Regions from separate parts of the Mus musculus genome. Here region 2 is linked to region 1. A link is a contact called in ENCODE Hi-C data. All regions are on one chromosome and are shown on one strand. Each heading gives the region's core, a stretch centred on a gene start or an enhancer-like site at or near the end of the contact. The rest is flanking DNA. Distances are from core to core; before and after follow the strand shown.

What was found. Hi-C counts contacts between places; a loop is a spot of excess contacts on that map.
Region 2: a map of heart shows a loop between it and region 1 (11-fold over the local background). The contact joins the promoter of 1700039I01Rik here to the promoter of 9130024F11Rik in region 1. A Hi-C loop is called at or near these places in 4 of 37 maps with a recorded cell type or tissue (heart and left cerebral cortex).

The regions. Positions count from the first base shown.
Region 1 is chr1:56,969,604-56,974,315 of GRCm38, forward strand. 9130024F11Rik (RIKEN cDNA 9130024F11 gene) reads left to right here and starts at 1,866. Exons shown (of 2, transcript NR_024326.1): 1 at 1,866-2,168; 2 at 4,655-4,712. Satb2 (special AT-rich sequence binding protein 2) reads right to left here and starts at 1,731. Exons shown (of 11, transcript NM_139146.2): 1 at 1,509-1,731; 2 at 50-277. The coding sequence starts at 218.
Region 2 is chr1:63,251,158-63,255,869 of GRCm38, forward strand. 1700039I01Rik (a long non-coding RNA gene) reads right to left here and starts at 2,039. Exons shown (of 3, transcript XR_373460.3): 1 at 1,329-2,039. It also overlaps a transcript of Zdbf2 not described here.

The DNA.
Region 1 (4,712 bases), core at 616-3,115:
ATTATCACTGGGCCTCCGCTGCGCGCACCTCCCAGCTCCGGGCTGTTACCTCCCACGGCCTTGGCCACGGCGCCGTTGGGCCTCCCGCGGGCTCCCATGGGGCTGCCGTTCTGCTCCAGCCGGGCCACCTTCACCGGGGGAGGCCCCTTGACGTCGGGGCTGCCGCTTCTTCGGTCGGGGCTGTCCCGAAGACACGGGCTCTCGCTCCGCCGCTCCATGCTGCTCCGATTTGGAGACAAAGTTCCCACCGGCAGGTCGCAATAAAACGCGCAGGGACCTAGGGAGGGGGCGGAGGGGAGGAAAGGGGGAGGGAAAAAAAAAAGAGGGAAAACCGCTCACACACGTGATAGACGATCAGGCCAGTGGCAGAGCACTGCACCGCAGCCACACAAACTTCCTCCCACGCTGCAGAAGGGTACCGAAGGGTCCCGGGAAAGCAAGTCCCAACCAAACAAACACTGGAGGTCCCAAAGCTGCCCAGAACTTGAGGTACTAAGACCTGCTCTGTCTCAGGTCCCAAGAGTTAGCCCTCAGTTGTGTGGACAGAGTCGGACCTCGAAGCCTTTAAGCAGTACCCCATTCATTGCGGGCAGCGCTGGCATTATCCTCTCTTTGATAAAGAGCCACCACCACCATAAGCCCCACTTGGGGTGTCAGGGTTTTGAAAGGAGCGTACTTATGGGCGAGAGGTCCCACCAGGCCAGGGAGGGAGCAAGGACTTACACGGGTCCTTAAGCAAATTAATTGCTTGATAAATGCGCTGTGGATGGCCAAGCTGGATCAATGGATCCATGGAATCCCCACCTTTTACCTTTATGGACCAAGTACACTTGTGTACACAAACACACACCTTTGCACACAAAAAAATTAACTATAATTTCACGTGAGCGAGCATCCCAAAACACTCTGAGATTTGGAAAGGCTACCCTCCATCCCAGGATCACAATTATTATTTGGGAGCATTCTTATCTTCATCGTATCCTGGATGTGGTTGTTGTTTTTTAAGCCATTAAGCGTACAACATAAGAGAAAGAAATCTTGATTCTTAGGTACAGGAGCAGGCTTCATTAATCCTAATTTCTAAATCTGGAAAGTTTTTCTCGAGGTCCCTAGGCGAGCAGTGCTCCATACTCTTCAATTTTGGAGGAGTGACCCGGAAGAAGGGAAAACACCTGATGAAACGGCGCCCACATTGTCACTGAAACCCATGAAAGGAACCCCTAATACACCAGGGGCTCTGAGAATCCTCTAAGAGCGCTTTGGACGCGGGAGAAGCCTAGTCGCCACGAGTCCAGACGAGGTGGTGGTGGGGGACAGAGAGGAGTTAAGAAGAATGCGAAAGATGTAGGGAGTGCTCGGAGGGGTTGCCAGTGAAGGCTCCACCGCACTTCCCGGCTTCGCCTAAGCGCGCGTGAGAGCCAGAGCCCCAGAACAGCCGGGGAACTTAGCGCGCCCAGGGCTTCCCGAACTACAGGCGCCGCGTGGGAGCCCTCGCCCAGCGTACTTACTGCTCACGGTCTGTCTGAAACTTGGCTGGCTGGGGCTCTGTCCATGGAGCAAAAGTAGAGAATCCAGGGTGGAAAGTTTTTGGTGAATTGTAGTGTTGTCCTAGTCTTCCTTTCTCTTTCCTCCTTCCCCTTTCCTTTTCCTCTTCCCCGGTCCTAGCGTTTAAGGTCCTGGGTCAGGGTGTCTTCTTCTGGTTCGGAGATGGTTGTTATGATGATGGGGGCGGGGGGCAGTGAGGGAGGAGGAGGAGAGGGAAAGGAGGACTCCTCCAAAGGGGCACCAGAGCGAGCGGGGGAGGGGACGGCGGAGGAGGGGGGGGGGAGAGGGGGCTGAAAGAGCCTTTCACACCTTCGGGTAGAAGACCGGTTCTGGAGAGAAAGGGCTGAGGACTGGGAGGCTGCGGCGGCTGCTGGCTCCTACAGCCGCTAGCTCCAGAGGAGGCGCGGCCAGAGTCGCGGGGACGTTGCCACCAAGAGCGGGGAAGGTGCGGAGACCCCGGACCGCGCGCAAGAGAAAACGCGGCGGCCGCACAAGCTGTCACCTCCAACCTCTCCCCTCGCGGCTGCCTCTGCCAGAAGCCAGAGCCGGACTCACTGACAAGCCGCAGAGAGAAAGACACTGAGAGGGAGATGATTATTAGTTGCGTTGAGTCATCAGGCAAAGTGAGTCCTTTTGGGTTGTCCTCGGTTTCCGATTTCTCCCCCTCCCCCTTTCGGTCCCCAGATCTAGCGCCTTCAAAATAATAATTTGGGGTGGGGGTAGGGGATGTCTCTGGGTTATTTCGGGATGGGAATGGGGGGGACGGATCTAAACCCAAGCCAGACTGGTCCACCGCAATGAAGGAGGGGAGTGGGGGGCGGGGAGGAGGGCTGGGGAGGTTGCGGGGGGAGGGGGGCCCCGCCTGGCAGGAAATTAAACATCAATCAATCAATCGCTGTGAGCACGGCGACCCAAGGAGCCGGGCTGCGGAGGAGGCACAGGGATAGGCGAGGGGGTGGGAGTCAGGGAAAAAGGAGGAAGGGGGGAGTCGGAGGTGGGAGCGGGGTGGCAAGGACCTCATGCACCGGGCGACGAAGGACGGATGGCTGAGGACTGAGTGTGGCGCGAGGCGGTGGCCACGGCCGACGAATGGGTGCGTCTAAGCGCTGACGAACGCCAGGGCCCAGGGTCTGGTCCTCCTCCTTGTAGCAAGTCCAGGGCGCAGCCGCCTCGCCCAGCCCCTAGGCGCACTCGTCCCGGCGCGCAGGCTGCGGCGACTAGGCGGGCGCTCCGTGTCGCGGCTCGCCGCAGAGGCGCAGGCTGGCGCTCGGGAGGCGGCAGAGGCTGCCTCGTCTCCGGGCTCTGTTAATTGCGCCGCCGAGTACTTTCGACTTTGGAGATAGGAGGGCGATCGCCTCCCCCACCCACCGCCTCCGCCCACCACCCACCGCCTCCGCCCCTCGGAGCAACTTTTCTCGGTGCGAGCGAGCTCCCCATCTGCTCGGAGCCGACCGGCCCGGCCCGAAGCGCTCCCGGCCGCGTTTGGGGAAGGCCACTTCTCCCTCAAATCCCGTGCGGCCGCGGGTCCGGAACAATAGCCCGGGTGTCCCGAACGCCTGGAGCGAGACTCCGCCCGTCCGGCTGGCTGTGGGTCCGGCACTGGAGAAAGGGTTGCTCCGTGGGCACAAGGCAGGCTGCATCCCTGCCACTCTCGCCACGCGGGCTACGTTGCGAGCGGCGCAGCCCGAGCTGCCCGGAGGCCAGAACACTGTGCCGGCCGGGGCGCTGAAGCTGCGCGCCCCTCGGGTTGCAGCACTGGGGCTCCCGAAGACCCTCAGCGGCTGAGGACCGAGTTCGGCGCGAGCAGAGCTGAGCCGTGGGGACCTAGCCTCTCCGCCCCGAGCGAGGCCGCGCCGATGAGTCCCTAGCTGGTCCTTCTAAGGCTTAGGAGCCACAAACTTTTGCGGACTCCCGCGGCCCTAGCCTTTCGGCTCGCGCAGCTTTACTTGTTTAAGGTGGCGCGGTGACTGCCCGCCAAAACCCCGCTGCCGGCCGCGCTTTTGTCTTGGCCATTCGGCATGGGCGCGGACCTCCTTAAAAAAAAAAAAAAAATAGCACGTGGGCAGGGGCCGCGGCCCCGGCGAGGTGCCTGCCGCGTCCGGCTTCTGTCAGCCCCTGGAACCTCAAAGGAGAAAATATGAACCAGTCCTCTCCGGCCTTCCGGCCAGAGATGCCCCTTGAGCCGGCGGCATCTCTTGTCCCTTCTGTGCACCGGGGCTTTCCCTCCAGTTCCCCAGGACCCCAAGGACTCGGCTTCCACCGGTTGCCTGAGCCACTAGTCCCCCTTAAGAAGTATTGACTGTACGGCGGCGCCAGAGGGCCAAACTAAATTCGGTTTCGGGAAACGCGCTCGAGGCAATTCTCTAAATCCTGGCCTTGAGCTGGGCCAGTGGAGATTGAATCTGAGAGTAGCGCTGGAGACTGGGCTGCTGTCCACTTGCTTGGTAGCCTACCCCCTTGACCCCACAACGCCCCAAGAGTCGCAAACCCACGGCCAGGGAAGCCTAAGGGCTTCTAAAAGAAAGAGGGTCCCCGAAACGAAACCTGTCCCTGGCCTAAATCTCGGTGCCCAGACCTCGGTGAGTCCCACTCAAAGGAGCCGCCCACCAACTTCACCAGAAGCCCCAGGCGGCAAGGGGAGCCCTGCCGAGCCGAGTCGAGCCTGGCAGGGTAGTAATCCTCCAGAGAGCCACCGCAGTTTTAGGAAGCCTTTTTCTTTTCCCTGTTTTTTTCTTCCCCCAAATTCCGTGCTCCCACGAACATGCCCAGCCAAAGGGGCTAAAGAAAATTCCAAGCCCGTGAAAGCAAAGTGGCTCAAGTAAAATCAGCCCTTGAAGGTAGCTGAAAGGTTGTTTTTTGGTTTTTGGTTTTTTTTTTTTTTTTTTAAAGCAATGAAAGAAAGAAACTGTAAGTTTGATTTACAAACTTTAAAAAAGAACAATGTTATAGCATATCGAAATGAAAAGGGGTGTTTCAAAAACTTAGCTATCGCTGTCAAACTAAGCCTGCTTTTTAAATTGGAAATGCATATATTTTATTTATATACTAACTGTATTAAACCCCCCCCTCCCACCCCGTTTTCTTTCTTACCTTGGTGTTGGAACTACAGAATCCACCTCCGGCCCAATGTCCACGAACTAAGAAGAATTGATGATATTAGGACTTGA
Region 2 (4,712 bases), core at 789-3,288, 6.3 Mb after region 1:
GATGGTTTCACCATCTGTTTGCCTCCAGAAGCCATTTGTGGAAAGAAGGTTACCATTTCCACAAGCTTGCTACAGTGTGCAGAAGTGCACTTGTGAGATCTGCAGGCACACGTGTGCACACGCACGCGCACTCAACACCACACACACACACACACACACACACACACACACACACACACACACAGAGAGAGGAACTCAGAGAATAAACATGAGTGACTATCTGAAAATGCATAAATACACAAAAATACATACATACATGAAGATAAAAAAATAAGTAAGTGTTAAACACAACGAAGCAGAAACCCCTGAACTTCTAAACAGTCCAGGCATCGTGTTGCACCATGATGAGCTGTCTTCACAACTCTGACCTATAGAACTAGGGATGTGTGCCAGGGCTTGCATAAAACAAGAGACGAAGACCAAGATGCCTGAAGTCACATTAAGCTCGATCCCTACAGCGAGGTCCCTGGTGCAGTGTATGCATTGCAGCTCACAAACTAATTGTACCAGAGTATTCTTGCCAGCAACATAGTGGGTGTTAAGCTGGCGCTGCCAGATGTGGTGCTTCCAAGAGTTCTGAGGGGAGAGAACTGGGACACACAATTACTGCTGTAAGCCTCTGTGCAGAGTTACATCGTCAAGAGATCTCAGAGGTGATTTTGCCTTCGTTTCATTCACCAGATTGTTGTATCCATTCAGAAAATTGGAGAAACCGATTTACTTATTGAATTAGTAGTTTAGTATGGTAGATAGAGATAAAGGATGAAATTTGGGAATAGACAACTGCAGGTGAGACACAGGATGAGCCATGTGGAAGGGGACCACAGCTCCTATGCCCCGTCCCCAGATGAGGTTAGGATTTGGTGTGATTAGAGATCTAGGGTTAGCAGTCAATCTTTTACCCTAGTAACTGTGTTTTTTTTTTTGGGGGGGGGTGGTGTTCTTGGGCTAGGTACACTGCTGTGTTGATTGCCAGTCTCAATGAAGCCTGGACTCTTGGTGAGAGTATATGTGATAGACCTCTCCCCTCAAACACTTTGGGCTCCCATAGACCTCCAGCTTTTAGTTGGAACTCTTTGGGGAATGATATGTGTTTGGGGGACTCTAAACATCCCAGTCAACTTGTCTTGGAACTCTCCAAATGTCCTATCCCTTAGGGTTCTCATCTTGGACTCTTTTGGGGTACCGTGCACTACAGTTTTGTTGTACCAGTGACAGTTTTTATATCTTTGTCACGACTCTTACTCAGCTCAAGAAGAACTCAGCTCCCCGGTTTCCCAAGTTTGATGTACGCCGCAATTCCGACAAAAAAGAGAGAGGATACTCACATAGCGGCCATCAGCAGGAAGCGTGCTCCCACTAGCGGTGTCTTCTTGGTTAGAGCTGATGTCCACGGCACAGCACCAGAGCAGCAGGCAGATCGATCATCACTTAGTGGGGTCCAAACCACTCCATTACCGAGCCAATCTAATCATGTCCCCCAGACTCAGCTGAGCTATGGTAAAATATGAAAGTGACTGAGAAGGAGAAAGATCGTCTTCAAGATTTGATTGTAAGAATGCAGGTGGCTCAAGTCCCACAAGATCACACAGAGCGACCCAGGGTTTGAGAAGAGCAGGTGCTTGCAGGAACACTCTAGAATCTTCATTGTACGTCCTGTGGATTAAAAGGGCAAAACGAGGTAATAAGCAGGGCTGCCGTCTGGCCTTATTTTCTGCCAAGATTTTAAAGCACGGTAGTGCACACCAGTAATGTCGAAGTTAACAGGCTTGCTTCTTTCAAGGATAGTTCATAGCGTGGGGCACAGTCACACTGTGTGGTAGATGCTGAGAACTATCTTTTCTTGTAAATCTGAACCTCCGTGACCTGGAGCTCCCTTCCCATCCCCCAGTCCTTGGAAACCTTTCTCATCTATGAGTGGCCCTCCGCTCCTTTAGTGCTTCCCCGGGCGGGCGTCTTGTCCTGCCAGCAGCTGTGTCTGTCCTTTTGTGAGGTTCTTTGTTTGCAGGACCTGCCACACAGATGTCTGTAGTGGCTGCCTTGCTTACTGTCGGTGTGTTTCGGTCTCATCTCTCCACTATCCTGCACGACTTGCTGCTCCTATTTTTTGCGCAGTCTAATTTCCTTTGGTTGTGTTAAGGATTTGTACACATTTTAATTTGTACACACAACACACCCTGTGTGTAGGGCTTGGAGCGTAGTTTTTTGTTTTGTTTTTATTTTGCTGCAGCTTGGTCTTCAGTTCACGGTTTTCTTGAAAACCTTCCATCCTCTTGTCTTGGATGCTCTGGCTACAGCCGTTTGAAACCTTGCTGGAGCCTCAGTCTGCCCACAGTTCTTTACATACTTCAGTGAAGGCTTATTTAAATCCCCCCCCCTCTCTCTCTGTGTGTGTGGGGGGGCACTTTTTTCCACCTTTCCGTGAGTTCTGGGGAGCAAACTTAGGTTGTTAGGCTTCTACCAAGTGCTCTTACCTACACTACCATCTTTCCAGCCCTTCACAGAAAATTAAACAGCTATATAGTCGTTATTCCTTTTTAAATTTTTATTTTATTTTACAAATTATTGTGTGAATGCTTTTCCTGTATGTGTGTGTGTGTGTGTGTATAATGTGCACCATGTCCATGCCTGAGGCTCACAGATATTAGAAAATGGTGTCAGATCCCTGGAATTAGAGTTTGGAAGTCTAGCTGGCCGAAGTGGGCACATACTTTTAATCCCAGCACTCCAGAGGCAGAAGCAGGCAGACCTTAGAGTCTGAGGCTAGCGTGGTCTACAGAGCAAGTTCCAGGGCAACCTGGGCTACATTGAGAAACTCTGTGTTGTCTTAGAAAAATAAAAACAAAAACAAACAAACAAAAACACAAAATACCCCAAAACAAAACAAAAAGGATGGTTGTGAACAATCATTTGGGTGCTGGGAACTATGGGTCCTCTCCAAAAGCAGTTAGTGCTTTTAACACCATCTGTCCAGTCAGTCGTAATATTTTTTATTTTTTTATTTTTTATTTTTTTTTTAAAGATTTTTATTTATTATTATATGTAAGTACACTGTAGCTGTCTTCAGACACACCAGAAGACGGAGTCAGATCTTGTTACGGATGGTTGTGAGCCACCATGTGGTTGCTGGGATTTGAACTCTGGACCTTCGGAAGAGCAGTCGGGTGCTCTTACCCACTGAGCCATCTCACCAGCCCCGTAATATTTTTTAAAAAGAATTGTTTGTTATGTATATAAGTAGGCTGTCACTGTCTTTAGACACACTAGAAGAGGGCATCAGATCCCTTTACAGATGGTTGTGAACCACCATGTGGTTGCTGGGATTTGAACTCAGGACCTCTGGAAGAGCAGTCAGTGCTCTTAACTGCTGCACCATCTTTCTAGTTCCCCATATTGTTTTATGAACAGATTCCAGTGTCTTTCTAGGCTAAAAGTTGGAGGCACAATTAAGATCTTCAAATATCAGTAAGCCTTGAGTTCACAACTCAGTGTTACCATCACATAAGCCACATGCTCAGGTTTTCAGTACATAGATGCTAACACAAACTTGTTAGGAAAGCTGGACACTCAGGACCAAAGCTGTGAGGGAGCCCCAGGAGCACGAGCTGTTTTCCTCAGGAAATAGTTCATCAAATCACACAGGAAGGATACAATGTAAAACGTTCAGCACACTTCACTTGCAGAATTATGATTTGTACGCTTTTGTTCTATAAATATGTATTCTTGCACATTTGGTTTTGCCTGACCAACATTTTGTTTTGTTTTGTTTTGTTTTAGACTTTTATCCACCAGAAACCTCAATCTTCCTTATTTTTCTTTAGTCAGGCAGGAACAAAGGATGGATACAGACCTGGTGTCCCAACCAGAGGCTTTTTTTCTTGAAAGCCCCCAACTACAAGATAATCTCTCCTCCTCCCCTTTGTAGGTGTAGCACTGGGGATCAATAATAGTGGGCTTTGTGAATAATAAGCTAGGCTTACCACCCCATCTTAGCACGCCTGTCTGTCGTTGTTGTGTTTGTTTTTTCCAGACAAGGTTTCTCTGTATAGCCCTGGCTATCCAGGAGCCACTATTTTTTTCCCTCAAAAGTCTTTGGAATGGCTTATTTCTAGGCAGCTACAGTATATTTCCCCTCACACTGGACATTTGCCAAGCTCCTGATAGTATCAACTATTCCCTGCTGTGAGCCACAGCCTCCATTTCCAATTCTGACTGTCCCTGTTCCTAACCAGCTGCTTCCTGCTCTAAGGTCTCCTCATTAGGGTCAGAGGGACAAAGAGAAAGAAGGCGCCAAATAGACACCACAATCTTCATACCTATTGTCCCACGGTGATGCCATTCATTGCTGGCTGTGAGCTTATTCCCCACAGAGAATATAGGCTAGGGATGGTCCTGCAGTAACTCCTCACTCAATGGGTTCAGGGACTTGCTCCCTGTTCCCTCGCTATGGGAATTAATTTCCTGTATACCTCAGCCCTTGACCCGACAATTAGATCCCACCTGGTCAGCTCTCTGTTGGGAAGGGGGAGGGGGAGCCCTTGCCATCAGTCCTTCCTCTCTATGGTCGGTCTGTCCGTTCCTGTCAGAACAGAGATGTCATTTTCCTCCCAATGGGAAGATTCATGATGACACTGGCAACAGAATACTTGAGGGTGGACAGAGATGTGGCTGGGACACTATGCTATGCAGCATGAAAGAGCTACAGCCCCTCA